2 separate regions of the Mus musculus genome follow, and region 2 is linked to region 1. A link is a loop called in an ENCODE intact Hi-C map of the cell type or tissue named here. Cell type or tissue: heart. All regions are shown on one strand. Links, peaks and the distances in the headings refer to the core of each region. The heading gives the core; the rest is flanking DNA.

Region 1 (16,345 bases), core at 5,304-13,303:
TTTATGAATGAGAACTCCAAGTACATTGAGTGTTCTTTTTTACATATTCTTCCTATATTGTGAAAATATTACATACAGTTCCTGGTGGTTATTGTGAACTCATGCCCCTCGAACCCTGGATATAGCAGGTCCTGAGAACCTGTGTCATAGCCACTACCTTCTACTATGGAAACTTTTCCTTAGTAGTAAAAGAAATAGGTCGAGAGTCTTTGTGTGTGTGTGTGTGTGTGTGTGTGTGTGTGTGTGTGTGTGTGTGTGTTCTAAGTGGTTAGAATTAAAAAGGAGGTCTTGGGGTACTAGGAACCCTCATTCATTGCTTGTGGGAATGCAAACTGGTTTAATCACTTTGGAATACAATTTGTCAGTCTCTTAGAAAGTCCAAACAGATTTTTATGCAACCTAGGAATCACACTGGTATTTATCCTGTTGATTTGAAACTTATGTTCACACAGAAACCTTCATATAGTGTTAGTGGCAGCTTTATACATAGTTGTCAAAACTGAATCAGCCAAGATGACCTTCAATAGGTGAATGGATAAACAAGCTAAGTTATGTCCATAGTCTGGAATATTATTCAGTGATAAAAAAAATAGCTATCAAGCCACAAAATATATGAGGGAGATTTAAAGTTCCTGTGTGGAAAATTCAGGTGCAGTGATTAATCATGGTTATTAATTTGATGGCAGAGTGGTTCTAGGATCACTATGGAAACAGACTTCTGGTCATGTTTGGGAGTGAGTTTCTAGACTAGGCACATTGAGGCAGGAAGATCCTCTTTTAATGTGGGTGGCACCATTCCAGGGGCTGAGATCTGGGGTTGAATCAAAAAGAGAAAAGGAGCTGAACACCAGTGTGCATCTCACTCAGCTCCCTGACTGCAGATACACTGTGACCACTGTTCACACCTCATCTCACTCAGTTCCCTGACTGCAGATACACTGTGACCACTGTTCATACCTCATCTCACTCTCCTTCCTGACTGCAGATACACTGTGACCACTGTTCACACCTCATCTCACTCAGCTCCCTGACTGCAGACACTCTGTGACCACTGTTCACATTCCCAACCTACCAGGCTGCATTGGACCTTGGAACTGTAATCCAAAATAAACCTTTCCTTTCTCAAGTTGTTTTTGGCACAATAGGGAGAAAAGAAACTAACAGGCAGCTTTAAGGTTTAATATTTTGCAATCCCAATTATTCAACATTTTAGAAAAAGCAAAACAATGCAGTCAGTAAGAAGTTGGCCAGTGGAGATAAATGGACTGGCTGCCCTGGAACAGCCTCAGGAGCCCCAGACTGAGCCCCAGACTGAGCCCCAGGCTGAGCCCCAGACTCAGTGCAGCTTATTTTTAAGGGGCAATGAAAACCTTCTGTGCTTTCTGTGTTGTCCTTTGGGTGTTTGGGCGTGTCTCTTGAAGCCAACGTTGACGGTTTTGAGTATGAGGAAGATGAGAAGAGTATGACGACAGTGACTTAGCTGAGTCTGAGGATGGCGTGGAAGATTCTGTTATGGACTCAGGAAGTGATGATGAGTAAGCTCTCATCACTGAGGATGTTAACATTGAGGAGCTGGAAAGGCTGGGTAGAGCCAAGGAGGAGATTTTGAAGGTTGAGACACTCAGGAAAGAGATGCTGAGAATGAGATGATGATGAATTTGAGGGTTATGAAGACAAATCATATATTCATATTCTACCAAAAATAAAAACCTAGTAACAATTGCTGCTATTCCTACACGCCTGTAGAACAGTCAAAGGAGTTATTATCTAGAAATGTTGACGGTTATTTAGGGTTGCTACATTACAATAAAATGCTTTTCTATCTTTGGCCTAAGTCATCTAAGTTGCTTAGCTGCAGTAGTTAACCTGTCTGTCTTGAGTTCCTCTGAGGCCAGAAACTGTTTAGCACCTCATCATAAAATAGCAGGGCATAAGTGAAAAGATTTATTGCTGGTGTTCCTTTCTTTGGTGAATCAGCCAGAAACCTCTCTGGATAAACTGGTTAACTCTTTGTGAACCACAGAGGAAGGAAAGGAAAATAATTAAGATGCTGTATACAGGCAAATTTGTAGACACATATACTTTAAAACATTTATATACGCACAAATGCTGGGCCCAACTGTCTGTCACAATCAACTCCACAAGTATTCATGCATGCTTATACATATACACATATATCCTGCACACAAACATACACAAACAGACATACATATTTGGATGGATGAATGGATGGGTGGATGGATGGATGGATAGTAGGATGGATAGATGGGTGGATGGACAGACAGACGGCCGGATGGATGGATGGATGGATGGTTGTGGCAAAGCTGCTCAAGCCAAACCATCCAACCAACAAACAACAACTTTATTTCTTTTTTCTGGTCTTTTATACATTCTTAGACAAAACGTTCTTTAGAAAAATACCTCAGAAATGAAATGTTATATAAAATAGGAGTTACAGAAGGATATTGATTTTAAGTCCAAAGTAGTGTTTTTTTTTAAAATAATATACTCATTAAAAGTTCAAAGCAAAAGGTTTTTTTCAAAAACTGAGACTTCCAAAAATATAATGCACGCCTTTTTTTGCTTTAAACATTTTTATTAGATATTTTCTTTATTTACATTTCAAATGCTATCCCAAAAGTTCCCTATACCTTCCCCCCCACCTTGCTCCCCTACCCACCCACTCCCATTTCTTGGCCCTGGTGTTCCCCTGTACTGGGGCATATAAAGTTTGCAAGACCTAGGGGCCTCTTTTCCCAATGATGGCTTACTAGGCCATCTTCTGCTACATATGCAGCTAGAGAGCTCTGGGGATACTGGTTAGTTCATATTGTTGTTCCACCAATAGGGTTGCAAACCCCTTCAGCTCCCTGGGTACTTTCTCTAGCTCCTACATTGGGGGCCCTGTGTTCCATCCAAATGATGACTGTGAGCATCCACTTCTGTATTTGCCAGGCACTGGCATAGCTTCACATGAGACAGCTATATCAGGGTCTCTTCAGCAAAATCTTGCTGGCATATGAAATAGTGTCTGGGTTTGGTGGCTGATTAATGGGATGGATCCCCGGGTGGGGTAGTCTCTGGATGGTCCATCCTTTCATCTTAGCTCTAAATTTTGTCTCTGTAACTCCTTCCATGGGTATTCTGTTCCCTATACTAAGGAGGAATGAAGTATCCACACGTTGGTCTTCCTTCTTCTTGATTTTCTTGTGTTTTTCAAATTGTATCTTGGGTATTCTAAGTTTCTGGACTAATATCCACTTATCAGTGAGTGCATATCTAGTGACTTCTTTTGTGATTGGGTTACCTCACTCAAGATGATATCCTCCAGATCCATCCATTTGCCTAAAAATTTCATAAATTCATTGTTTTTAATAGCTGAGTAGCACTCCATCTTGTAAATGTACCACATTTTCTGTATCCATTCCTCTGTTGAGGGATATCTGGGTTCTTTTCAGCTTCTGGCTATTATAAATAAGGCTGCTATGAACATAGTGGAGCATGTATCCTTATTACCAGTTGGAACATCTTCTGGATATATGCCCAGGAGAGGCATTGCTGGATCTTCTGGTAGTACTATGTCCAATTTTCTGAGGAACCACCAGACTGATTTCCAGAGTGGTTTTACAAGCTTGCAATTCCACCAACAATGGAGGAGTGTTCCTCTTTCTCCACATCCTTGCCAGCATCTGCTGTCACCTGAATTTTTGATCTTAGCCATTCTGACTGGTGTGAGGTGGAATCTCAAGGTTGTTTTGATGTGTATTTCCCTGATTAAGGATGTTGAACATTTTTTCAGGTGCTACTCAGCCCTTCCGTATCCCTCAGTTGAGAATTCTTTGTTTAGCTCCGTACCCCATTTTTAATGGGGTTATTTGATTTTCTGGATTTCAGCTTCTTGAGCTCTTAGTATATGTTGGATATTAGTTCCCTATCAGATTTAGGATAGGTAAAAATTCTTTCCCAATCTGTTGGTGGCCCTTTTGTCTTATTGACATGTGTCTTTAAAGCAACAGTTTTTACATGGCTTGGCCTTATCATAGTGCACATCTGTGACTTTATCCTTGGCCTAAATGTTTTTCCTTGAACACAAATTTGTCCCAAGTCTATTTCTCTTTTTAGTGTACTTATGTTAAGCTCATTGCATTTCTTATTATGTAGCTTTTACTGACTATTCTGAGGAGTGGGCCCATTCTATTCTTGATTCTAACTTTATTATATCATTCTACTAAGACCATCTCTAAAAACTTTCTTCCAAAATTATTTGAATCAAATCAGTAATTCTACATAATTATTATCTATTTGTCTAGATAGCATAACTACAAGATAGTACATCTTCATAGGTCTGGAAAGATCTGCTCAAAAAGGTGGGCTAATACCTAGTGGTTGTTATATATGTTTAATAATATCAAGAAAAGCACATTAATAGCAGGAATCTCTCCTAGAATGGATTTATCCTGGGCCTTGCCTACTGGAAATGAGCTCATCTCAGGAAGATCACTTGCTAGTTATTAGCTTCTTCTATGATGGCTCCTGACACATAAATATCGATTAGAATTGCACAATATTCAAACATTGCTTGATGGTTGTTTGTCATTTGTGTCCATGCAGAAGTTTTTGAAAGGGTATAATCTACAACACTGTGTGTAATGACCTTCAGAGACTTAGAACATAATACAGGGTAGATTTTTGGATGTGGGAGTGCTGGTGCATTATAGGAGGAAATCTATAGGTGTTGGGATACTCCATGTTCATGGAAGATTCTAGAAGCAGTACTGAACTCTCTAAATTAAGAGTAGAAATTATTATAGTGGAGAACGTTAGAAAATAATTTTATTCTTTTTTTAACGGCAGTAGAAGAAAACCAGAGGATTGGAAGAACAGTCTGAGGGTTTGTTCTTTAATGCCTGTATTGCTTGGCTATGACCAGTGATGACTGTTGTTATCTAAAGCCAGGGTTCTCGTTATGGGAGTTTTCTCTCTCTCTCTCTCTCTCTCTCTCTCTCTCTCATACACACACATTCTCTTATTCTCCCTCCCTCCTTCCCTCTTTTCCTTTCTCATTCTCTCACTTACTCATTCTCTTTCCCCCTCCCTCCTTCCCTCTCTGTCATTCTCTCCCTCTCATTCATTCTTTCCCTCCCTTCCTCTCTTTCCCTATTCTCCCCCTCCCCCAGGCTTTCTATAACTATTCTCTGCCCTTGCTTCACAGGGCCTAGGCTGCTAACTATCACTACCATGGGTACTTGGCTATCCCATCATGCTTTGCTGATTTATTTTAACACTTTCCATATATTTGTGAGCAGAACTTTCATTAAAGTCATTCCAGCTTCTCCACTTGCTCATGCCTTCTGTGTCAGCTCTGGTCCAGTTCAGGACCTCAGGGTCTTTGCGATGGTTATAATCTTTGTTATTGGATTTGGAATCACTGCTGAAACAACTTCTGCCTGAGTCTATGAGAGTGATTCAAGAAGATTTAATTGAAGAAAGAAGGCTTACTCTGAACATGGGTGGTACCATCAATGAACTGGGGTCCCAGACAAGATAAAAAGGAGAAATGAAGCCGAACACCAGTATTTAGCTCACTGCCTCTAGATGCAGTTTGACAGCTGCCTCACAATCCTGCCGTAACCTCTTGCTTGAAGTGATGGGCTGTACTTCCAAACTGTTCAAGTGTTTTATCTCAGTAAGAAAAGTAACTAAAACAACCTTTAAAATGTGGCAGCCAGCACTCACTTCCGCCTTTGCTCTGCCCCTACAGCTCTGAGTGCTCACTAACCTATAGGCTACCATGCTTGTGTAAGAGAGTCAAGAGAAGCTTGCCTCTCGGGGGCATTCTTGGAACCCTCACTAACTGCCCCAGTTCTGTGGACTTGGCGGGAGCAGACGGAGAGGGAGGGCTACTGATCTCTCAGTGCAGGCTAACGATGGCCACCATTTGCACTCTTTGCCAGGATCTTTGTGTGAAAAAGAGGAGTCTTGACCCAGACTTACCTCACCTCACTCTGAAAGAATTGCTAGCAATAGCAGAAATAAAAGTAAAGCTAAATATGCAATAACACCATTTTATAATCTCTTCTACCCATTATAGCAGTAATTCAATATCCACAGTGTTCCATGTTTCATAGTAAGCCCTCATTCCGTGTGTTCCTTTTGTAATTAAAAGGCTATAAAAGACAACATTTTAGTGTTATACATGCTTATTTTAGAAAAATCTGAAAAAATATTTTAAAAATTAAAGGAGAAAATGAAAAGGACCCACAATTCCGGAACAGCAAGAAGGCACGCTGCAAGAGCCAGAACATCCCCACTTTAAATAGCAGCTCCATCACTAAGAGTTCTAACCTTGCACCAGTCCCAACTAGAAAAAAAGGGATACCAATGCCCCTTCCCATCTGTGGCAAGACTTAGAGACAACATGCAAACCCTTCAGCACAATGCCTCATACAGGGAATGTGTGACCGAGACAGGCCTGGATCTGAGTCTCTGCTTTGTCAGTTGCAGGTTGGAAAAGACAGAAAAGTCCCTCCCTAACAAAACAGGGGCAGGAAGACACCAACCCTTTTCTAGGATGAGGCTGCTTAGGTGATGACAAAACAGCTCTTCATTACAATGAGAAGCACAAAACAGGCTCACACTTTGAAGCCATGGCCTTCGTCTTTCTTATTGTTTTATATCTGGGTCATCAACAGTGGCCATCTGAGGAAGGGAGTCAACACCAAGGTGACCCGATCTTCCGTGACCTGATCTTCCGTGGGAGATGTTTATGTAGTCAGTGAGACTGGAGGGATTAACTTTGTCTCATTCAGTGTCTCCAGGTGATGCCTTCAGAGAGGCATTTGTTTAGCTGAAATCTGTTAAAATATAGCAGCAGTAGCTCAGGGATTCCCAAAGTGCACGGGGCTGTGGCCCTTCCCAACCCTAGCACTCTGGGACTGAGAGATCTTGCTGCCAATAAACAGCAGTTATGAGCTTAAATTGAAAAAAAACACCCCCAATTTGGAAGAACTGAGAGAGTAAAGGGAAAATGTGGGTGCTCCTCAGACAGGAGAGGGATGCTGGGACAGACAGACATCCCTCTCTCCCTTCCTGAGTCGGACTTCCTTCTCTCCCTTCTCCTCGCCATCTATGAAAGTTTGTCAGCTTTTCATTTGTTTTATTTATGTTTGCTTGGTTAAGAAAATGACAAAAAAAATCATATCTTGTTCCTATGAACACTCTTCTAGGCACTTTAAAAATACTGTATTTGTTAAAACAAGCATGTCTGCAAGTACAATCATCAGGGTATGTGTGGGCCAATGTGCATCAGGCCTTCTGCAAAGGTTTATCTGAGCTTTTTATTCCCTCTCTATGTGCTCTGTAGTGTGTTCTATGGCAGTGTTTCTGTAACTAAATGTGTGTCACTTACTCATTGGCTATTTTAAGAAAACTGTAACACGTCATGACAGGTACACATCCTGGCCTGCCTGGACTGGCATTCTGACAGGAAGAGTCCAACAGTCAGTACTTTACATTATGATTATTCCAGGCTGCAGCATTCAGCATGAGTATTTCATCCGATGTTCTCTCTGGAAACAAGTTTCCATGGTGGGAGGGTGACAAAGGCCCAGTGGCTTGGTTCTGGGGTACCAGATTACCCACGGGTGTGACAGAAGACTCAGACAGGGAGCAGGGGACTCAAGGGCTCCTTTCTGTTCAGTCCTTCCCTGAAATGGTCATTGATGTGTGTGGGTCACACTTCTCTTCCCAAGTCACCACACTTCCCTGGGAGCTCCCACAGGGGCACACATGTACCCATACAATCTTAATGCATGGATCAGAGCATCGCTGAGCCCAAAGGCCATGCTGTTACGGGGCTTTCTTATCCCTTCATCTCCTGCAGAGGCTGTTTCAGCATGCCATGGGGTATCTGGGGATGATAAATTTTCTTAGGAAAATCATATTAAAGTTCAATTTGTTAAACCAGTCTCCTGATCTTATCAGTGGTGGGCAGTTGTTTTAGCACCAGAACCAGGAAGTGATAAATCCTTTAGGCTGAGTCTGCAGATGGTTATCCTTTCAGTGTGGATGAAATCAATGGGGAAGTCATCTAAGGGAATGTCCTCGAAGCTTATAGAACAGCAGCTAGGAATATTGCTTGATCAGATTGTAACCATGCATTATTTTCCCCTGGAGTGTGTGTGTGTGTGTGTGTGTGTGTGTGTGTGTGTGTGAATGATTTCAATAACAACGCTTTCAAGTTTCAGCTGGTTGGAACAGTCTTCTTCTGGCAGAATCAGCAGAAACACCTGTTACCCATAATCCTGTTCTCCACACACAAATTCAGATGGCTAACCATTGCCAAATGTTTCCTGAAGAATTCTAGAAACCAGGCTGGGAAGAGGGCGGTTTTATGCTACTGGCCGTGAACTCAGACCCACAAATCAAGTGCTTATCAGAGAGACTGGGGCACAGAGAGAGATACTCAAGCAGGCAGAGGGACACTACATGTAGGAAGAGCCTGTCTTCATGACACTTCATGGAGAGATGACTGTGAGGCTCAGCAGGTGAGTGCCTTTCTGGAAGCAAGTAGGGAGTACCCTTTGCTCCTCTTGCTTAGCCACCTATTCTGTGCTAAGAATGCTCTGTGTGCTGGGCACCATGCCCAGCAATGACAGTGAGATGCTTGGAGAAAGCATTCTTTGTTTGGAGAGCTCAAGATTTAGGTCAAGACCCAGCAATCTACCCTGATTATTCCTTTACATCCGAAACAGTTATTTAATCACTGAATTGATGCAAAAGAGTATTCTGTGGTCCGTGTAAATGGGATGAATTTCAGAGTCCAATCCATTGTTAAAGCCTTGGTGGAACACAGCCTTAATCATACATTTCTATATCACCCATGTTTACTACAGTATACCATAGACGAGTCATGGCTGCAAAGCCTGACTAGTGACTGTCTAGCTCAAAAAAGAACAAGTTGGCCAATGATGGTCTAAGGGTACAGACAGGGGGAGCTATTTAAAATGCTGGGCAGTAATAAGGCCAGCTCAGAGCATCCTCAATGTGGAGATGCAGACAACAGAGACATGAACCAGTCATTAGCAAATTTTACTGCTGTTACAAGGACATTGAATGAGCCATGGGGGGGGGGTGTCTCTTGAAAGCAATTGAAGGTGGGGCTGGTAGTGTCTAATATTCTGTATGACTCAACAGACCCATCAAATGAGTGAGAGATGTGGAGAAGCGAAGGAGAAGAGACTGGGTTAGGCTTGAATTGCATTAAAAACAAATCTGGAGATTAACTTGAATCCAGGGAGTGATTTGGTGGTGGTGGTGGTGGTGGGGGGGGAACGTATCTGGGAAACCAGGAATGGAAGGTAGGGAGGAAAACCAATAAATAGCTAAGGAATGTTTTGTTTTAATGACTGGAGACTGCTGTGGGTGGCTGGTCCTTACTCCTTGAGCTTCTCTGAGAAAGAGTGAAGCAAGTCTTGGGGGTTGCTCTCTGTTCCTGCTGAGGCCTTGACTCACTTATGAATGGCTGAGCTTATTACGGCCTCTGTATTTCCAGGTCTCACCTGCAGGCGGCTTCCGAGTCCCTTCTGAGGGATGTTGAACAGAAGCCAGAGAAGTGTGTAGGGAACTGTCCACCGCTGCTGTGCTGAAATCCTGGTCCTAGAGTGGTAGCGCGATGCCTGCTATCCTCTGCTGAAGAGCTGTCAAAGCAGCTGAGCTAGGACTGAGTTAAGTTTTGGCCCCAGGCTGTGATTCATTCTGCTGTACTGACTTCTCCTGCTGCTGGCTGCTCAGATTCCTGCCGGCTGAACGTCCCCTGGGGGATCCTTGTGTTTCGTGCTCTGGATGGAACACAGCCCTGTATTTGGAAAGCCTTGATACCAACTGGACTTAGCCTGCCTTGTCCTGGTTGACTTAGTAAACCATATATATCTTTTCAGACTAGAAAACGCTGCCCCTTTTAACTCATACATGTGTGATAATAATTACCTTGCTTCAAGCTTTTAAGAAAACATTGTGTAGATATGATGGAGTTACTATTCTTTCTGTCATTTCTTCTCTCTAATGCAAAAGACTTTCCAAGTGTTAAATCACTGCCATGACGTTGCTTGATTACCCACCCCCGAGGCCTTGGCTTGCTTACAATTGGTGAGTGTACACTTAGTGCTGCTTGGCAGGTAGAACGTGTCTCCTTGGACTCTATGGACTGAATTGGGTTCAGGATCTATGGCATCTTCCCACATCTTTGCTGGTCAGTCCATGACCAGGAATTTTTCCTTGAAAATGAAAATTGAATGAGGAAAGGAGCATGAAGAGAAGAAGACGTGGTGGACAGGAAAAGAGGAGAGGGATAGAAACAGAAGTAAGCGATGGAGAGAGGAAGAGGAGAGGACCGGAGGAGGAGTAAAGAAGAAATAGAGGAAAAGGGATGCAGGGGGAGGAGGGGAAGATGATGGGAGGAAGGGGAAGAGGATAAGAACAGAAAAATATGAGAAATAAAGAAAGACGTGGAGAGGGATGAGAAGGCAGAGGACAAGAGATAGCAGTGGCAGTGTGGGACACTTCTGAGCCAGCCACATTGTTTCAAGACAGAGAAAGTTATTAACGTGCTTGTGTGGCAGATGGTAAGAATCTTCACGTTATACTCTCGTCTCTTTCCTGGGACCCTTAGAAAGGCCCTTATCATAGTTCCAAGTCGACAACTCTGATTGTATTTGGTACTTATGCAACATCTGGAGAGAAAATAAGATTCTACTGCTTTTAAATATATGCCATATATCTCACCCTGAGAGAAAACCGTTTTAATTGCAGGGAGAAATAAACATGGAAAGGAGGAAAAGAAGGGTATACTGGCTGGTTTTGTGTGTCAACTTGGCACAGCTGGAGTTATCACAGAGAAAGGAGCTTCAGTTGAGGAAATGCCTCCATGAGATCCAACTGTAAGGCATTTTCTCAATTAGTGATCAAGGGGGAAAGGCCCGTTGTGGGTGGGACCATCTCTGGGCTGGTAGTCTTGGTTCTATAAGAGAGCAGGCTGAGCAAGCCAGGGGAAGCAAGCCAGTAAAGAACATCCCTCCATGGCCTCTGCATCAGCTCCTGCTCCCTGACCTACTTGAGTTCCAGTCCTGACTTCTTTCAGTGATGAACAGCAATGTGGAAATGTAAGCTGAATAAACCCTTTCCTCTCCAATTTGCCTCTTGGTCATGATGTTTGTGCAGGAATAGAAACCCTGACTAAGACAAATGGGGAAGAGAGAAGAGCAGTGAGCCATCTCAGGATGCTGTCCATACCCTGGGCCATCAAAGGTGAAGCAAATGCAGAGAGAAGTAAGAGCATCAGGGAACCACCGACATCCGGAATTCACTGCCCATCACTCGCTTTGTTTAGGCGAGGTGAATATGTCATGGGAAGATTATTTTGCTCAAATACATCCTCACAGCAGCAGAGTGATAGATAAGTCAGATATTGGCCATTCTGCTTCTGAGGGATCAGGAGTGAGGTCCTTGTTGTACCCTGTCGGGAAGCTGGAGTGCATCCCTGAGTAGTGCAGCTTCTGCCTTGCCTTTTGCCACTCCATCCCTCTACCTCCAACGCCATCACTTTCTTTATGGAAATTATGGGTGTTTGTGCCAATTTTCTGCCATTTGGAGAAAAGATTTTTTTTTAAAAAACAACCAAAACCCTCCAGTTTTGTAACAAGCCCCTTCATTTTCCTGCTTGTACTAGACATTGAAGGGCAGGTGAATTTGCTTTTCTTAGAGAAAAGCATAGATCCAAGGCAGCAGTTAAACCCGCAGTTGCAGATCTGACACTTGAAAGACTTCCCCGTCATTGCTGTGTTTGGAATCTGCAGTAAGCGATATGTCTTGTGTGCCAAGTGCTGCATCTTTCTTACACGATCTCCAGTTCTGAAAATCTGACAATCTAAAAAAGAGTGCCCCCCCACCCCCATCACACAAGCCAGTTTGATATCCCTATTTGTCCCCAACAGATAAAAAGGCTCTAAGGCAGACAGATGTCAAGGGGCTTTTCTTGGGTTCTTATTAAAATCAACAGAAGAATCAGTGTTTGGGGGTGAGACTGCAAGCTTCTTTCTTACTTACTTGTGAATTAACTAAACTATACTTTCTTAAGCACATGGAATTTAAAAATATTTCAAGATATCATTAATTTCAGCTTCTCTTTCCCTTCAGAAAGGAAGCCTGTCTGTAACTTGCACTATAATTGGGGAGGGGGAGAGTTAATGCAAGGACTGATCAACCCCATCCTACCTGAGAAGATTTGACGACATCAGAAAGCTGGAGGGTCCCAAGCTATAACGTGGTGGTAACAGATGTGAAGGTGTCTTCATTCTTCCTCCAGGTGCTTCAGGCCTGTGCTTTGTCAGCTACAGATAAGAGTGCTAACTGTCAAAATGACCTGACTTAGAAACAAAGCCAAACTACATTTTCAAATTTCAGTGAAGACTCATACTATATGTAAATAAATTCAAAGTTAACAAAAAGGATTGAAAGGAGCTTGAATTCGCTGGAGCACACTTATCAAAAAAAAAAAAAGATGTATTTGATGGTGGAGTTTGATTGGATTAGAAAGTGTCTAGGGTATTAATGAAACACACCTTTGGGTGAATCTGATTATTTCTAATTAGACAGGATGAACTGAGGGCAAAAGACCTGAATGTTGGTAACCCCAAGTCTTGGACTGAATGAAAAAGGAGGAAGGAAAAAGTTAGATCTATTTTTTTTTTCTTAGTAGGATCATGGATCAAGCTGAAAGCTGCTCCCACTGCCATATCTTCTCTATCATAGGGGACTGTATTCCTCTGGACTTACAACCCTTACTTCCTCTGGTTGTTTTTTGTCAGCTATTTGGCCACAGTGATGGTGTGTCAGGCATCAATACAGAAGGTGGGGTGATATCATCCACCCAGCACACCCTTTGGAGTATACCCTGATGGTGTGTGATCAGCAGCTTAGCCATGAAAGTCAATTTCTCTGCCTCCCAATACCACACTCACCAGCCTAAAATCTGGAGTTTGAGGACCATGGCAGGTTATACTCCTGAGGAAGTCAGACGTTTTACTAGGGTTCTCTTAGAATAGACATAAGAGAAATGTAAGGAGTTTCTGAAGGTAGAATTTGGCAGCATTGGTCTGTGACTCAGATCAATGGCATCTTAGCTAATTCTATAGGGAGCTGTGAAGAACTCTCCCAATTGGGTGTTGTGACTCTAAACTCCCCACTAATCAATTGTTAGATGCAGACCAATTTGGGAAGGGAGTATGACCTTGGGCTGTATGACAATCTTTAGTAATTTCCCAAAGGGTGCTGGCAAGTTGCCTAAGGCTCCCAGCAGCTGGGCAGCAATTCCTTCACTCTGGGTGACACATCACAGCATCCATCATCAGGACACAAAGATAGAAAGAGATAATTCCAACAAAGAAACAAGAGTTAGACAAAGACTGCCTAGTGCCTCCAGCCCCTCAAAACCATCTTCGGGCAGTATACCTGCTATAAATAGCCAACAAGCTGTGGAAGATGCAAAGACATAAGCTGAGGTGTTGATGTACCAGTATTGTTTTTGATGGCTGCACACTCCTGAGTCTAGTAAAGAGGGCATGCTCACTCTCAACAGGAAGCCAGACAGAGCGTCAAGTGTTGATTTGACAAGGAGGGGACCTGACCCATGGTAATGTGTCCTCGTTGTTGCTAAGAAACCTGTGTTTGCAGAGCTCAGACTGGTTTAACTCAAACTGCTCTGGAATATACTAAGCAACTGAGGGCAGATCCCCTAGGATTCCAACTATGTAACAAGAGCTGGGCCATGCTGGGGTATTGGTCCCCATGTCATTCTTACTGGTGAGCGCTGACTCAAACTGGGGTGCTAACCCCCATGCCATTCTTACAATGATGAAGATTACTGAAAGTATTTGGGTGAGCATCTCTGAAAGCCTTCCCCTCACGGTGACTGGAGCCTCAGGACCATAGTTGCTCATGAACAGAGACTGATCCTAGACATGGAAAACAGGTCACAGGAAGGCATCCTTACTACACTCAGATCTACTTGAGGATCTGAAACATCTGGTCTACATGAAGAGACTTCTCATAAAGTGGGGTTACAGCTGACAAAGGTTCTAATGTGGAGGACTGACCGGCCATTTTCAGCAATGATCATCTGAGCCATGAAGAATTGGAATTGGGTATACCAACCTGGACAACACTCCTTATTGATTTGATTGTCTTTATCTTAGAAGGTTATCTCCTAAACCGGATCCATGTTTACTCCCTCCCAATTAATTCTCTCAACAGACACTTTTGTGAATCTGCTCTGGAATAAGCATTGAATTAGAAGATGTACCAAGTTACAAAGACAAATGTGGGAGACTTTCCCTTGCAAAAGTCTCAGTAGACTTTATGGTGGTGATTCCTAGACTGGACATGTCAAACTGCGTGATTCAGAAGATAATTGATGAAGAATGCCAGCCGGCACTCCACATTTGGACCTCATTGTCAGCTGAGAGTTTAGAATGCCTTCAGGATATGCCCTAATTGTGATAACATTGTCTGGATTAAGTCTTTGTCACAGAAAACATCTCCTTTACTACCACAGAAACCGTTCCTCCTTCACTATGTTCCCATCATGCATTCCTATGTGTGCAACAAATGAAGACATTGGATGGGACAATGATTGGAAATTCAAGTAAAAAATCAAGTTGGCCCTGTGATGCTCTCAACCCAAACAGCTTCTTTTAAGCATGTCCTCCAGATAATCATTAAGACCAACTTTAATAAAAGAGCTGTTAAGGACTTTAGGGACGGCAGACATGAGTTCTAATATCTAATTTAGTTTTTTTCTTTCTATGACTTTGGGGATGGTATTTAGCTTAGCGTGCCTCAGGTGTTTTTGTTTTGTTTTGTTTTTTTCCTATGAAATAAATAAACTCATGCTCTCTCAACTCAAAGAATTCAGAGTTTTTGAATGAAATGCTATACTAAAAGCATGGGCTTAGTGTTCACATAGCTCATGGAAAGTATAATAAATTACAATAATTTTAAAGCACATATCATCTCTCTTCTGAAATCTTAAAGAAGACCTAATCCTGGATATCCAGTGCTGGAACTGGGACAGGATTTAGGAAACCTGGAGAAAGAGCACAGGAAGCTGGGGCACCATAGAAGAACAGATTGGGAGACAGGGTGTTGAGATTGTTCAGAACCTAATATGAGCAAAATATTTTTCCTCATTTTCTTTCATGGCATTCCTTTCTAGGGTCTCTCTACTTTATTTCCACTGTGAATACTTAAGAGAAGTGCAGAGGGAACCAGCTGTCATGCCATAGTCTCCCAGCCGCAGCAATGGTCCTTATTTTGCTAGCCATGTGAGACTAGCTTTGGTGCCTGCAGTGGTTAATATGCCAGATGACAGTATCCAGAGTTACCTAGGAGACAAGCCTCTGCTCACATCTGAGAAGGAGTTTCTACATTGGGTTAGTTGAGGTGGGAGGATCCATCCTGCATAGAGGTGGTGCTATTCCATGGGCTTGGGTCCCAGACTGAATGAAAAGAGGCAAGTTGAACATCAGCATTTGTCTTTCTCTGCTTCCTGAACATGGGTGTAATGAGGCAGCTGCCTCACAACTTCACTACCAGCACTTCCCCCACCACCATGGCTGTGTCTTCTCACTGTGAGCCAGAATGAGTCCTCCCTTCCTTAGGTTACTTTTCTTCTGGTATTTTGTCACAGCAGGAGGAAAGTAACCAACACAGTGTCTTGACTTTCTGCTGTGTGGGAAGGTGTCTCTTAAGCTTACTCTCTTGGCTACAGGAGGAGTGAGTAAAATATCAATGCCAGCCCCACAGAGCTATCACACCAGACGACTTTGTGAACCTTGGAGAGCACCCGTTATCTCATTGTTTCAAGTTTAAGAGATTTTTGACAACATTAAAATACTCCAATCTGGCAGCCTTCCTTCACACACTGGCCCACAAATCCCGCACAACCATACTATACTCCTTCCTCTAACTCCTGTCACATTACGCCATGTGAGACAATTCAAAATTAAAATGACAAATTAACTCTTAACTGCTAAATATTTAATGTCCAAAAAAAAAAGCTGTTTAAAACTCATAAAAATCCAGGCAATAAATCTAAATACTAGACTGGGAAGTGTTATATTACCTTTTATTTCTTTTATTTATTTATTTTTTGCAGCATCTTAGTCTTGTCTTTATATTAAGAGTTTCCCAATTGGAAAATACACAGCAAATTTAGTGCAATAATTTATGAGCATGTTCTTATATCCCCATCCATTTTTCCTCCATTGTTGTTTGTAACAACATCAATTTG
Region 2 (16,345 bases), core at 3,057-11,056, 1.2 Mb after region 1:
ACTGTATGTCAAATGTTGGTAGCAAGTAGATCTAAGTTCAAGGCTTCCCTTCTCATGAGAAACCCAGAAGTGAGAGAGTACCCTAGTGAGGTCTCTAGCAACGCAGGGACAGAGTGACTGATTTGGTAGCATCCCCCACCAGGAATATGATAGATGTACTTCAGCAATGGGGGTTCTGGTCCCCAACACAGCCCCTGAGGACCTCACACAGTATCTGCCCCTCATAACCGTGTCTCTGGTGCCATCTGGAACCAACTGGGTGTAGAATCCCGTGCTAGGGGAAAGATGGGTTCACATCATGGACATAGGGTTCAGATGTGTCCCAGGACGAGGGCTTATGTATACTCAAGACTGGGAGGTTAAACAGGGTAGAAACACTTCTTGCAGAGTTTGCCAGAGGTCCTCTTCTGTCACTTTGCCCAGAAATCCTGATGGTATGTGTGTGTCCATGCCAGACCATGCAGCTTCTGGAGTTCCTAGAGAAGATGAAACCAAACCAAACAACCTCTGCCACTGAATGGGATCTAAGTCCCCATGTGTGCTCACTACCTGTAGCTTCCTAAGCCCCGTGTAAGCTCCCACACTTTCCCTCGGCCTCCCCTGGAACAGTCACTTGGAATTGATGTTTCCTGCTGAACTTCCCCACATCTGATAAATAACACCTGCCATCCCCACTCCTTTCCCCCAACTCTGTTTATTAAACAACGTTCGAGATTTTTCTTCTCACATGATGGGTACTAAAAGCACAAAGCAAACCATCCATGCGGAGGGGATGTCGCCAGCCATCCGTGGCCTGGAGCCAGGTGGTAAGTGACGTTTTATTTGCCAAGGCCTGAGTGAGGCCAGGCAAGGCCAGGTGGGGCTGAGGCAGCCCAGCTTTCATAGAAGTGCTTGAATTTGGGGGCAGGCCAAGGGTCACCCCAGCACTGCTTTAGCCCCCTACAACCTTGGGTTGGTACCTTACCTCCATAAGTCTCCACGGGATGATCTGAGAATGAGATTTTTCCAACTGTAAAATTAGAACTGTGAAGAGGGTCAGCAGCACAGAAAAGCTCCTTACACAGAGTGAGGTGCGTGTGTGTGTGTGTGTGTGTGTGTGCGCGCGTGTGTGTGTGTGTGTGTGTGTGTGTGTGTGTGTGTGTGTGCATGTGTGTGTGTGTGTGTGTGTGTGTGTGTGAAGGGTCGAATTAAAAACGGCCACCATTGGCTCAAGTACTTGAATACTAGGTCCCCAGTTAGTTAGTGGTGCTGTTTGGGTCTGTGGAACCTTTAGAAGGTGGAAACTTGCTATAAGAAATATGACACTGACGTAGGTTGGCCCGATACCCTCCCACCACCGTGTGCTTCCTGTGAGTGGATGAAAATGTGATAAGTTAGCTTCCTGTGTAATGACTGTTGCCATAGCTTCCCCGCCATGACAGACTCTTGCCCTCATTAACGGTAAGTCAAAATAAACCTTTTACCTTAAACTGCTCTTAGCAGCTTATATAGCATGTGATCTACCAGTTGACATCTTATCCTTACTGTCAAAAAATCCCACCAAGCTTTGCAACCATGCCGTCTCAGGATCCCCCATGCTGGGGTCCATTCTGCTCACAGTTGTTCTGTGCCACGGTTGCTATATTAGGCTCATAGTTGAGGAGTTCCAGAAGGGTGACAAGAGCGATTGGTCTCTGCTCCACGAGAATCCTGGCCTCAGCTGCAAGAATGGCATACAGGCTGAGGGAAAAGGGCTCAGTAACTGAAGACTGATGTCACCTGTTCCGTCCAGCACCTGGCCTCACTGGGGGCTATTGGTCAGACACCCGCATGAAGCCTCTGATGTGACTCATAGGCTTCCTCATAGAATGGTGAGTATTCCATAGCATCCGAATAGTAAGTGTCTCACGGAGTTAGAGGATGCTATACTGCCCGGTATGAAGCCTGGTACATCACCTCAGTCTTTCCTGTGAGTCGTCTCAGATTCCCCACGTGAGAATCTGACTCCCTCCCAGGAAGTCCTACATTAAAGAAAGCAGGGAGGGTAAAGGATATTGCTGCATTCATATCTGGATGATGTCAATGAGTCACCAAATGAATGAAGAAGTTGGAGTTTTGAGCAAGGGATGGGATTTGGAAAGATGTATGTTCCTGGTCACTCTGTTGAGGTCAGTACAGGTGCCCCTTCCACACCTGCCTGCCTGCCTCCCTCAACCCTGAGCTGGCCTTGCCCTCATAGCTCTTGCCTTCCAAGAATGAATGATCTGTTCTAAGAACAGCACTCCCCAGGGGCAGCGTCCTCCGGATCTCTGCAGGATATGATCCACCCCCTGCTCAGATTGGCCATCCATGAGCTCACACGCTCAAGCTCCACCCCATGGCAAGGGAGTCAGAAGATACATTTTATCCATACCCCTGTGAGTCTCCTGTTGGTTAAAGTTGAGACAGGAAAAGGCTGTTATAGGGGAAAGACTTTGATTTGAAAAAGGAGTACCACAGGAGGAATGGATTAAAAACAACACAATTTCTCTACACCATGGAATCTTTTTAAACATAAAGATGAATGATGTCATGTCATTTGCAGGGAAATGGATCCAACTGGAGATAATCGAATTAAGGGAATTAAGCCAGTCTCAGGAAGACAAATATCTTGTGTTTTCTCTCATTTGTGGTTCCTAGATATTATAGATACATAAAACCAGTACGTATTGATGGCATGAAAGCAAATGAAAAACCATCTTGGGAAGAGAGAACTAGAGAGAGCAGGGAGAGAATAGAGAGGATGATGGGGCATGAGTGGGGGCAGGGAGGAGGATGCTCAGAGCATGCTACCTGTGGGCATGAGAATGGCCTCAGGCAACTCAGTGCAATGCTGAGCGGGAAAGAGTCCTGGCTTTTGTCTATTTGACGCTGGGTAAACATGGACATGTGATTTCAAGTCTATGAGACTCAGTTTCCCTATATAACAACCAGTCAGAGAGAGGGCATATGGACTAGTGAGTGGCTTGCTGTGCATCACTGAAGGCCAAGGGATGCCATGAGCCATGTCCCAAGTAGTCCAAGCCTCACCCCCACAGCCTTCCTTGGACTCCCATAAGCTTGGTCTCCTATTAGCCCCTCTGGTCCCTGCAGAGGACACTGCAGGCAGCTCTAGCCCACTCTACAGGGAGTCATCCAGGCAACATTTCCCTCTAGACTCTAAAGTCTAAAGCCGTCTCCTTGGAGCACAGCTGCCTCTAAGAGGGATGGGCTTAGAAGCCTGTTTCCCGTTGGAGATGTTGTTTAGTGTTTCTAATAGACACTGTTTGTCGCCCACTTAAAGAGTTTGTCACCTTTTAGACTCTGGAAACTAGGTCAATTCCCTCCAGAATTCACTGGAGCCAGGAAACCTGCCTCACTGTGGCCGTGAGGGGCCTCAGCAAGGAGAGAAGGCTTCTTAGCAAGACTCACAGAACTGGATGCAGTGCCCAGCACAGCCGCAAGGGTCATGCTCATTCCCTTAGCCATGACAGCCAGTGACGCCAGAGTTGTCAGGCTCCAGGTATATGTGCTGGGATGGGAGAGACCTTTACATAGAGCCCATATATCAGTATGCTCCTGGAAAGCAGGAGGGAAAATGTTAACAGGATATTAAAATATTTAACACCTCTAGGCCATATTTGAAAGGTAACCCAGGTATGATCTCATCCTTCATCCATGCTCTGAGTAAAGATTAGAAGAAGAATGTCCAGACAAATTCTCCCTTATAAATATTGATAGCTGGAAGTTCTCCTTTATGGCTAACTTAAAGTGTTACTGCTGTAAGTAACTGCTTTTAGAGTCATAAAGAATAACAAGGGTCTCAGCAAATACAAGCAAGGCTTGTACAGTCTTGGAATACCGTTCCCCCAGGGGCAGGGCCAAGTACTTCGCAGTTGAGGCATTTCCAGGAAGCCTGATTGCTTTCTGGTGGCATGGTCCCAGTGGATGAAGGGCTGTGCTAAGCTCAGTCAGCCTCCTTCACAAATGACCACATTTGATGGGAGCTTCCTCCACCCCTACCCCGCAAACAATGCAGGCAGTGGGGTAACTTAGTGCAGATTGTATAAAACCTACGGAAGACCCCATCTTACTGCAACCAGGAACTTTACAGCAGAGCAGTGCTCTGGGAAATCTGGATGGCTAAGCCTCCTATCTCTTCCAGTCTTTGGTAACTTCCCTGTATTGCTCATGATGGTCAAAACCTATTCTGCCTGCCTGCATGCCTGTCCATCATCCTCCACCTTATTTTTTGAAACAGGGTCTTTCACTGACCCTGGAGCTCACTGATTCGGCTACCTGGGGGGCTGGGGGGGGGGAAGGCTCGCAGATAAACACCAGGGATCCTCCTGCTGGCTCCCCACACTCCAGTGGGGGAGTTGCAGACACATGTTGCCCTGCCTAGCTTCTATACCTGGGGAATGGGGAGGGCTTTGAAATCCAAACTCAGGTCCCCAGCTTACACAACAAGCATTTTACCACTGAGCCAACTCCCCGGCCCCAAATCCGTGGTGTTTTATGGATGCTATCCTCCATAGTCATTTATTAAAATATTTCAAAGCATTTTCATAGAGTGCGTGGGTACTGTGTAAACATCAATAACAATTCTCTCACTTCAGGCCTGCCAGAGCCAGCAGCCTGCCATCAGTCACTTGTGGGGTACCTGGAAGGATTACACGGGTATACTCAGCTCCTCTGACTCTCAGGGAGGCTTTGGGCCAAGTCCCTTCCATAGAGCAGCTGTGGTACCATTGGTCATCTGCCTCCCATCTGGTGGTGCCCCAGCAGGAAAGTTGCTGGGTGGCAAGGAGAGCTCATAAACCATCAGGGAAGAGCGGTGACAGTGGTGGGCTGTCTCCGCAAAGACCCATGGGCCTCCACTCCACCTGGCTTACCTCGAACCCAAGTCCCCTGGAACTGTGGGCAGGAGCTGGAGAAGCCCTGACACCCATTCCTAGTCGAAGACCAAGACAGCTAGGAGAAGAGTTTTTCCAGATGTTGGCTCTTGGCTACTGCACACTTAGGTCTGGTTTGGGGGTTGGAGGCAAAGGTCTTCAGTGGTAGGGCAGAAACTCTTCGGTCCCTGTTGTCTCTAGGAAAGATTGGAGGGATGGCTCTCAGTTTTGACCACAGGCCATGAGTGAACCCAGGTCACAGGAAAGAACCATGAGAACCAGTCTCAAGGCTCAGAGTTTGACCCTGAGGCCAACCAGGTTCTGCTGCCCAGCCAGAAATGGCATCAACCCTTCTGTGAATCCTCTCCTCTCTTCTGATCTCTGCAGCTGATCTGGTCACGGGGACTTGGTGGAGTTCTACCTAACACCTGCCAAATCCACCTATTCAGGTGACTGTGCTCACATGGCGTCTCCTCTTCACTCTAGAAGCCTTTGTCTGAGGTACAGGAGGACAGAGGAAAGGACAGGAGGGGACAATAGGAGAGGCACAGCTCGTAGCTCCAGAGGCCCAGCACTGTGGTAGTGGGAAGAAGAAAGACAGGGGACAATGGCAGTCCCACAGAGGTGGTATGGAAACAGAAGGGCCTTGAAGAATGATACCCCAATCCTCAAACTAGCAGAACAAGAGTAGGTTGAGCACGTCCAGGAGGCTCTAGCTCCCAAAAGCCACCATGAGAAATATCAGGTCCCAAGGCCTCTTCATATAAGTGTGTCTGAGCCAGGAGTGATACAGTGGAAGAAAAGTCGCATTATCCAGTTCCAAGGATGCTCGTTCAGGATGGGAATGATCATGACCTTCCGTCCCTCCCTCATAATGCCTCAGCCTGGGTTCCCCCACCTCCCAGGCAAAATCCCCAGATCTCACCCACTGCCCTGTACTCCAGCTTGGTGTTCATGGTGAGCTCTCACAGGGACCTCCTTCCTGGGGGCCTGTCAGAGCAAGCTCGGTACACAATCAATGGAGTTTCTCGGCAGCAGCTGGCAAGTGCTTTCAATGAATTGGAAAATCTGGTTGATGTGTCCTAAAGTCTAGTGCTTACAAGAAGGCTTGGGTGTGGGAAGTACTTTTCAGTTAGGCCTGACTTTTCTGTCTCCCGCCATCCTCCTCTCTGTGCTCCAGAGGTTTTTTTTTTTTTTTTTTTTTTTTTTTTTTTTTTTAAAGTTAAAATGTGGCACATCTTTTATTAATATCTTGTAAGACATGCTTCCTCAAGTAAATGGTTCTTTGCCTTAGGGATCAATGTGATAGTTGGAGGGGTGCTTGAGTTTATGTGTGGGTCTGTTGAGGGAGTGGGGAGGAGAAGGATGCTGGGCCGGTGTTTACTGACGATGCTCACCTGTGCAAAGTGTGCTTGCATTTTATTACAAGTATATCTTGCATCACAGGTACACACGCATACAGCTGTGCCTCCTCTTGTGCCCTATTGAGACACCCAGTCTCTGGGTGTCTCAAATATCTATGGTCTGTCTACATGAACAGACAGGGGACCAGAGGGCTGCCAAAATGCCCCTAACTCACCAAGACCCCCTGCAGGTCGGGAAGTGTACTGGCTGGTTTGTGTGTCAACTTGACACAGCTGGAGTTATCACAGAGAAAGGAGCCTCCCTTGAGGAAATGTCTTCGTGAGATTCAGCTGTAAGGCATTTTCTCAATTAGTGATCAAGTGGGGCAGTCCCCTTGTGGGTGGGACCATCCCTGGGCTGGTAGTCTTGAGTTCTATAAGAGAGCAGGCTGAGCAAGCCAGGGGAAGCAAGCCAGTAAGGAATATCCCTCCATGGCCTCGGCATCAGCTCCTGCTTCCTGACCTGCTTGAGTTCCAGTCCTGACTTCCTTGGTGATGAACAGCAATGTGGAAGTGTAAGCTGAATAAATCCTTTCCTCCCCAACTTGCTTCTTGGTCATGATGTTTGTGCAGGAATAGAAACCCTGACTAAGACAGGGAGGTACATGTTTCTAAGGGTTCCCCTTATCTTCCTTTTCTCTCTTCCCTCTCTGGTATCTTCCAGAAATAGTCCCCTTCCTCCTGCTTCTCCACAGAGTCAGATAGAGAAGTATGCTTGACAAGAATTCAGAGCTGCAGTCCTTAAAGCAGAAAGGCCTAGAAACCAATGCCAGCCACCCATTCTGTGGATGGGCATACTGAGGCTCAAAGACACAAAGGATTTTTTCTCCTATGTGCCCAGAGAGGTCCTTGCAGAGCCAAGACCACAGCTTGGTTTCCCCCATCCTATCACACCACCTTGTCTTCAGTGCAGGAAACCTTCCTCCCACTCAGGTCAGAGCTGCGGTGTAGTGTTGCTGATGAGCATGGCTGTTCAAGGAGATGGTCGCAGCATCTGCAGGTGATGCTCACACTAACTGTCTCAAGGACATGGTGACCAGGTAGCCTTCCTCCTCAAGGAGCAGAAAGAAGGCAGCAGCAGGGATTGGAATGGGACGGTCTGCCTGTCAGTCAACCTAGTCCCCTGAGTCCCCCAGACATGGCTCTGGCATGCCAGAGGGCTGAGGCCAGTATGCTCTACGAAAGAACTGAGAGAAAGGTACAAACCCAGGCTTGAGCCCTGGAAGGGACTTTAGAGATGATCAATTTTTAAATAATCTCCGCTTCATATTCAGAAACTTGACACACAAGGGCTTGGTGACCTGCCCAAAGAAACATGGAGAGATCGCCAAGTTTATAAACCCTGCCCCTCCACCCCACTCCCACCCTATTAGGAATTGATGCTTCTCTGCTCCTCTGGGAACAGTCTGACCTGTGCTCAGATGAAATGCTAATCCTGAGCGACTCACCGATGTGGTCAGTACGCTCTGAAGCCCCGCCCCCTCTTCTCCGTTTTCTTCCCCAAGCCACTCTGCTTCCTTAAAGGCAGAACAGATGAGGAAGGCACACACACAGATGTGCCAGGATCTGCAGCTGGCAGGCTCGGAAGCCCTCTCTCTTAAGCATTGCTCCACCCTAGCCTGCACCAGTAGCAAAGAAGTAAAGACCTCGCGGATGAATGAGAACGGGGCGGTGGGAAACCCAATTCGTTCTCCAAGGACACGAGCGCCCTCTGCTGTTCGCATGATGAATTACGGATTCGGACTAAACCGCATGAACGCAGCAGCTAAGTCTCACCAAATCAAGAGGGTTGCAGCCACCACCACCACCACCACCACCACCACCACCACCACCACCACCAACAACAACAACAACAACAACAACAACAACAACAACAACAACAACAACAACAACAACAACAACACATAACTAAAGAAAAGACCAATAAAAGTGAGACCCAAAGTGGAATCTGGGAGGAGAAAAGCTGCCTGAGTTCTTCTATGTGGACCTTCGAGCAAAGTTCAAGGTCCTGCCCATTCCCCATTTACCCGCTTTGTGCTCCCCAGGTATTTTCTAGTTTGATTTCAAAGCAAGCTGTGTAGTGATTTGGGGGTAGGGGGAGCCTACTTACTCCACAACCTCTTGAGTTCTGAGAGTTTATAAATATTCACCTTGGCAACTTTGAGCACAGATCAAAGCTACAGTAGATAGGATGAAGGACTAGAACGCTGGGATACAGCTCCATGGCTGTCACTTCCTACTCGTGTTGGACCTTTCTGTGCCTCGCTCTCCTCATCTGTAGAATGGGTCTTCTGAGTCCTAGGGAATTCCCTTAGGTAACAGATGGTGCAGTTTTGGCAAGCCAGGGTGGAGAGATCCGATTCAGGCCCCCGACCCTTATCAGTTTTCTTCCCTGTTTTGTGAGCAGTAGTGAGGTAAAGGGGTTACAGAGATAGGACACTGTCTTGCTCCATTTCTCCACATGGGTGACCACAGAGCAAGGCCTCTGGTAATTCTATTGCAGCCTTGGCGATTTACTGAGCTCCTATTAGTAGGCAAGGCCTGCTGTGTAAATTCTGCGGGCTCCTGAGGACTGGTGCTCAGGAAGACAGGAGGGCACAGAGTAGAGATCCCAGAACAGCATAGGAGCCTTGAGATTGGAGCCTGGGAGGCCAAGGACAGGCCAGCTTCCTCTGAGTCTAGCATTTCCCGAGGCCAGCCCTGAAATGACTTTCCTTGTCTAAAAGGTCAAGGTCATGGGCTTGGGGGTGTAGTGCTGTAAGGCAGAGCGCTACCATGTGTGTCTCCCGACAGCTGCTCTGTCTCCTGGTCTCAGTGACAACACAGCCGTTAAGGAGACCTCGCCCGTGATCGGTGTGGAGGATGCGCGTACATTATCATATGATCATGGCATTCGTCAGCGATCCCTTTCCTATTTTCTGCATGAGGCTCCCTTATTTGAATGTGTTTCCTCAACAGAAATGAGAACTCTTCTTTGTCCCTTCTTCGGTCCCAGAGCTGTGGTGGGGCGGGGATATCCCAGGTGCATCTGCGAGGAAGCTTCCAGAGGGACCCAGAATGCTATTACTGAAGGCTAAATGTTCCGTGGCTAAAAGCTGCTGTAGCAATCTTGGCATCCACTCTGTTTGAATGGGTACATTACTGTAATGTCCCATTGCTGCCGTCAGCACGCAGAGGGCTGGGCTATTTGTAACCGCTGAGACGCCTGAGCAGCAACATAAAGATCAAATGGTAGAGACTTCCTCTGCCTCAGCTGAGACAACCAGGCTCAGGGCTTTGAATTTGGCCGGCCACCTACCTCAGAAGCTGTGGCCCAGGGCTTCTGGTGTGTGGGAGCGCTACGGGGAGAGGAGGGTGGTAAGACAGGGTGGGCTAGAGAGAGAAAATAAGGGGAGAGGGCAGAGGCAAGGTGTGGACCCAGGAGCGAAGACTTCGGCATAACTCCACCCCCACGCTCCTGAACCCTGTCCTGAAGCCACCATCTGCCCCCTATCCAGCCCCCTCTGCCCCTCAGATCAGGTCGATGACTTCAAGGTGTTCAGGAGAGCAGCTGCAGGTTTCTACCCCTGCTATCACACACAGAAGAAGATGCAAAACCAGTCGCTCCCCCAAGGTCCAATGTGGGTGCAGGGAGGGCTGGGGGACTTTTAGTGTTCTGGATGGAATTTAGAAGGTGAGAGGAGATGAAAATACGGTAGGAGGGATCAATATGTCAAGATCATGTTACCACGCACTCAAGGCTACTTCTGCCTTATGTGGCGTTAAACCTCCCCGCCCCACACACCACCACCACCACCACCACCCCACCCCGCCAAGTCGTTATGTGGTCTGGTTGTTCCTGTCCGTGGGTCCCCATCCACACCCTGGGAGTTCATATGAGCTTTGATCATGTTGATTTAAAGGGGCTTGTTTTCTTGGCCTCCTCTGTCCCCTCTGGCTCTTACCCCCTCTCTGCTTCCTCTTCCTCGGGGTTCCCTGGGGGGGGGGACTTGATGGAGACACCCCATGTAGGGATGAGTGCCTCTGATCTTCTCTATACACTGCCAGCTGACACCCTTATGGCTGTGTGGTGGTGTGTGATACCTCCCCTCCCCCGTTTACACACAGTCTCCTCTAGCCAGGCTGTGCCTTTCAGCCTAGGTGTGCTGGTGGCCACTTCACTTCTGTCCCTCCCGTGTCCTATCACATCACCAGGATTCTTCCCAACCCATACTCATCGAATTTACTTATTTGTGTGTGTGCACACACACATACACACACTTTTGTGCATGCACAAGTCCATGCACAACTGTACCCTGGTGCTTGTGTGGAGGCCAGAGAACAACTTAGAAAAATCATTTCTCTCTTTTGACCCATATGGGTCTGGTATTCAAACTCGGGCAGTCAGGCTTGGCAGCATCACCTGCTGAGCCACTTCACCAGTCCCTCATTCTTATATAATTATGGCAATTTATATACAGTGTAATGGTAATTACCTTAGCCAAGCCACTCTTGTGCAATATGGCAGCACTAAGTACAACTCTGGTGGTACACAAGCGCCATCACTATCTATACCCAAAGATTTCCGTCATCTATAACACAGCTAAACACTGCAAACTGTCAGTCCCCATTCCCTCTTCTGCGCTCCCCCATCATCCAAACTCTGCATCCTCCCTCTGTGGGTTTGACTTCCCTAGGACCCTCACCTGGGTAAACTCCGAGTCAATTCACCATCTCATGCCTGACTCATTTCACCTAGTGCAATGCTTCCAAGATCCATCCATGTTGTACCACATATCACTTTGCCGTACCAAATTTTCACTGATAGTCACATAGCCAATTAAGATCCCACTGTAAACCACACTTCTCCATTCATGCACCAGTGAGCGCCTAGATGATTCCAGGCTTCTAGCTATGGTGAATAATGAATGCTGCCGTAGACACAGGTGTAGGAGAAATTCCGTTCGAGTCTCTGCTTTCAGGTTTTCTGACTGTAAACTTAGGAATGGAAGCACTGGGCAGGTGCTATCTCCGCGTGTGTTTCTGAGGAGCTGCCAAAGTGTTTCCCAATGACGTCACACCATTTACACTGTCACCAGCCATGTGGGGCTCCAGTTTCCTCACGTCGGGACCAACACTTGCTAATTTCCTTTTATTTTTATTATTATAATTATGATGATGATGATTATGGTTATTCTTATAGATATGAATTTGATGATATAGGAGGAAGAGCTTGCAGGCTCCGCCTCTCTGTGATGATCTTGGAGGAGGAGCTTGCAGTCCCCGCCTTGGAGAAGGAGCTTGCAGTCCCCGCCAAGGAGCTTGCAGTCCCCCCCTCTCTGGAAATTTCATTCTAAGCTTGACTCCTCTCGACACAGAGGGCCCTTATTTGGATTGTCCTGACTTTTCAGCCCATTGAGTATAACCTATGTACTTTGAAGATTGACAGCTCCTGGAGGAGAGGAATTGTCTACCCATGGTTCTGAGTCCCATGGTCTCGTTCCCACTTAGCATGGGGAGAGGAGGGGAACCCTCAGGCAGCTAGCCCCACCTCATGAACCAAAGCAGACAATTGATCACTACCATCTACTTTGAACTGCACATTTCATTCCTCAGTCTAGCTGTCCCAGCCCTTCCTGTTGAAAGGACCTGGAAAACCGAATGACTTGAGGATAGCTTTTTGATACTTGGGAGTAAATAAATAAATAAATAGGATTGTTTGTTTACATTTAAGAACCCCAGAGCCCAGAGGTGATTAGAGGGGATACTGAAAGAATGAATTTAATCACAGAATCAAATCTCCAGAGAGGCGGGGCCTACAAGCTCCTCCTCATCCCCTCCTTTATGCTCCTCTGTGGACCTCAGCTGCAGAGTTGCTGCTGCCACACTCCCTGACATGTAACCACCATCAGCCTCTGCCCGCTGAAGGGCGTGGCTTCCCCTGGGGCGCCTGCGGAATTCAGGAATACTTGGTTACCTCATACAATCCAGCTAAAGTCACAAGCAAAGTTCTCAGCTGTTACCAAAACACCTAAAGCCCTAGCATTGCTAAGGGCACACGCTGCTGGGCCCTTAGGGGAGTTCAGGCTACTCCGAGAGAAAGCAATGGCGTGGGGGCAATGGCGGCTATGGTACCTGTGCGGTCATAGGAACAGCAGAAGGGCCCAGAAGCCCACTGACCAGAAATAGGCAGAGGCTAGAGAGTGGGTGCACACTCGGGGCTGCGGGGGAATGAAGCAGAGAGATCAACAGTAAATTCAACTGCGATAGGGCTGCCCCTACAATCGCCTCCTGGCTCCTTCTCTCCCCATCTCTCTCCCAGTCACTATCAAAGCAAAATTTATGAGGGGCTCCAGGCATTGGATATTCCTTGTATTTCAATCTAACTCTTTGCAATCTCAAGTGAACAGCTTGGCTGTCTCTGCCTGTCAGGGAATTTAAATTGCAGATGGGGTAGTGAACAGGCTGCCCTGCGCAGGAGCAGCCCCTCTGGTGAGCACCATCATCGCTTAGCAACGAGAAGTTTATGAGGCAGTGGAAAGTTCCACTCTGGAAAGTGCCCTTGACCCAGAGCATCTCCCAGGAAATGAGAGGAAGCTTCCCAGAGAAAGGCCCAGACAGATAGGAGGTCAGTTTGTGTCACAGCTGGGGTCAGGGAGCACAGCCGGGGGCGGAATCAGCTTCATTCTGCACAGCCATTGTGGAATGTGTCTTCTGTGACACGCAGTGTCTTCACCAGACTCCATGTCATCTTTGACATTCCATTGTTTCAGAGATTGTTTTCTAGCTAAACACGAAGTCTCTTCTCTGAGTCTCCTCCTACCTCACACGCCATCAACCAGTAAATATAGTAGTGAACAACACACACACACACACACACACACACAAACACACACAAATTGTCAACAAATACAAATAGCCAGTGCAAAAGAGAACCAGCCCACTGAATCTGCTCCTAGTTAGAGCTCAGTTCTCCATAGCATGTATATAATTATGAGGTCAGTCAAGCATCACCACACTTAACATTTTATTCTGGAAGTCACAATTGCCCCAAAGTACTCAAGCACATCGCCAAGGCATATCCTTCTGCTCAGATAATTGTCTTTGGGAATAAGAATGTGGGAAGCAGTAACCCTATGTGAATGGCTAGCAAATACTACAGATACTGATATTCCGTTGACTTTGGGTCATTGTATAACCCACATGCTCAACACAGGGAAAATCATCAGACACACCAAGCTCCAGCCTGAGTTTGGAAGACAATCAACGTATTTCTAGGTATTTGGTGTGGGTGAATTATATCTTCCCCTATAAAAAATATCTTGGAGTCCACCTGCATACTATAGAAGTGTTCTCATTTAGTAATAGGGTCTCTGTAGACAGAATTGATTTAGATAAAACTGTCTTTAGGATGAAGTAGGATGCCCAGTACGACTGATGCCCTTAGGAAAGGCAGAGCCACCATAAAATGGTGCAAAGATGCAAGAACACACACAATGATGGAGGCAGAGATGGGAAAACACGACAACAAGTAAAGGAAAGCAAGAATACAGAGGGTGGAAGAGGCGGCAATCTCTCTTGTAGGTCTTTGGAGGTACAATAGCCCTATGGACACTTTGGTCTTGACCTTCCAGTCTTCAGAAATGTGGGGCAATGCATTTCTAATGGTTTAAGTGGCCCCATTTGCATTCCTAGGAAATTAATCCAAAAGCTGGCATTCAGCTCAGCTGGTAAAGTAATCACCTAGTATGTATCTAAATATCACCTCTGGGGGGTAAATCTGAGAGCATCATAAACTGCAACATCAGCATTGGGGTAGGAGGATCAGGAGTTCAGGGTTAACTGCATAGCAAATTCCAAGCAGCCCGGCCTACAAGAGATCTTGTCTCAAAAGAGAAAGGGGGGGGGGGTGTAAAGTAACTAATCCAGATCCTCTGTCATTTTTCTGTTGAAGGGACCAGGATGATCCTATGTGGGCACAGCAGCACCTCGGGATGTAATAAAAATGGTCTGCATGAATGAAACCCTAGAAGAATGAAGACCAAAGTGTGGACACTGTGCCCCTTCTTAGAATTGGGAACAAAACACCCATGGAAGGAGTTACAGAGACAAAGTTTGGAGCTGAGACAAAAGGATGAACCATCTAGAGACTGCCTTATCTAGGGATCCACCCATAATCAGCTTCCAAACGCTGACACCACTGCATACACTAGCAAGATTTTGCTGAAAGGACCCAGATATAGCTGTCTCTTGTGAGTCTAGGCCGGGGCCTAGCAAACACATAAGTGGGTGGTGGGTGCTCACAGTCAGCAATTGGATGGATCACAGGGCCCCCAATGGAGGAGCTAGAGAAAGTATCCAAGGAGCTAAAGAGATCTGCAACCCTGTAGGTGCAACAACATTATGAACTAACCAGTACCCCGGAGCTCTTGACTCTAGCTACATATGTATCAAAAGATGGCCTAGTCGGCCATCACTGGAAAGAGAGGCCCATTGGACACACAAACTTTATATGCCCCAGTACAGGGGAACGCCAGGGCCAAAAGAATGGGAATGGGTGGGTAGGAAAGTGTGGGGGGGGGAAGGATATGGGTGACTTTTGGGATAGCATTGGAAATGTCATTGAGGAAAATACGTAATAAAAAAAAGGGGGGGGGAATGGTCTGCATGGGACAGAGTTGACAGCTGGGACTGTCCGATGTGACTCAGGATGCAGGGGCCTGGGTGAAGGCTGGGGCCTTGAATATCTTTGCTATTTGAAGCAAGGAAATGAATACTGTGTTTTCATGGCCCTGAGTGTTCAGTCAGGGGTGGAGCCGTCACCCTCACCTTATCCTCCTCAGATGCTGACTGGCCTGTCTTTTAGCCTGCACCGCCTCAGTGGAGGAATGAGCCTCTTCCAGGGCAAGCGCTACTCCTTATCCTTCTGTGTATCCCAGAGAGTGTCACATTATTAATAGTCGCCCAATTAATCTGTGGTAGATTGACACATGAGACACGAAAATACAAGAATCATAATTTCCCCAGAATATAACCAGGAGAAGTCAGACTTAGCCCCCTGCATCTCTGAGTTATTACCGCTGTGACATCAGTAACTTACTGGCATGTGGATAATTGTAGCTTTCCATTTAACTAATTCAGAATATGTTTATATGAGGTACTTGACCTCATATTCCTGGTGAACAATGCTTGCATAAATGAATGAGAGAATGTGTGTGTGCATATACACAAATACATACAACCATATATGTACACACACACACATACACACACACACACACACACACACACACACACACACACACGCGAGGATCTGGGGAGAAATGCCACTCAATAATGAAGATCTGACTTCTCAAAACTCAAAAACAAAAACCTCTGACCATCTCTGGTTAGTCTCCCGTCTGTTAGGTCTCTGAGTGTCCCATCTTCAGCTGCTTTCACAGTCAGAGATCTTCACAAAGACCTTGAGCTGTCAGCCACACTCAGCCCCAGCAGAGCTCTGGGTCAGCCCACCTCCTCTAGAGAGTCTTGCTACCTTATCGTTAATGCCCCTCAGCATCAAGACTCATGACAACCCATCCAATCAGGGACTTGGCCACCAGTAGTCATCTCCAAAAGAAAGGGAAACCCAAGTGGAGGTTTGCCTGAATGTCAGGGAGAGCAGAGCCTCACCAGCCAGTTGTAATGGGCGTAATAAGGCCACTTGAAGTACTTATTAAGTGTTGTCAGCATATTGCAAGATTTCTCTTTTCATATTGCACCTACCTGGCCTCTGGAAAATGATGGTGATATCTCTACCTGACTGGATCACAAACAGATGTCCTTTGCTCGGTAGCTACCACCCTCCTCCAGTGCCTAGTGTGAGAGGGCACAGTGACCTGAGATCCTGCGTTGGGGTTCCATCTTCTCTCTCTCCTCCCTCCTGTACAGATGTGAAGGGTCCTCAAGATCCCTCTCCATATCTCCAGCCAGTTCTCCAGTTCTCCCAGCTTCCCCATGGGGTGGTGCTCCTCCTCCCCCCTCCCCCTCTCCCCTCCTCTCCCCCCTCCCCCTCCCTCTCCCTCTCCCTCT

The links. Peaks named below come from ENCODE experiments on the same cell type or tissue, not always from the same donor. Only the 100,000 strongest peaks of a DNase experiment are listed, where the experiment ranks them.
Region 2: it touches region 1 in a loop (9-fold over the local background); 5 of 42 quality-filtered maps call a loop at or near these places.

What each region holds. Positions count from the first base shown.
Region 1 is chr6:33,120,045-33,136,389 of GRCm38, reverse strand. No RefSeq gene overlaps it. Among named protein-coding and RNA genes, the nearest start is that of Gm22321, 39 kb to the right of the region's middle. In heart, for the core only: a CTCF peak has its summit at 9,565; no DNase peak of the experiment used is centred there.
Region 2 is chr6:31,930,009-31,946,353 of GRCm38, reverse strand. No RefSeq gene overlaps it. Among named protein-coding and RNA genes, the nearest start is that of Gm31894, 80 kb to the left of the region's middle. In heart, for the core only: a CTCF peak has its summit at 7,985 (motif pointing left); a DNase peak (open chromatin) is centred at 7,863; H3K4me3 peaks cover 630 bases; H3K27ac peaks cover 342 bases; H3K27me3 peaks cover 1,974 bases.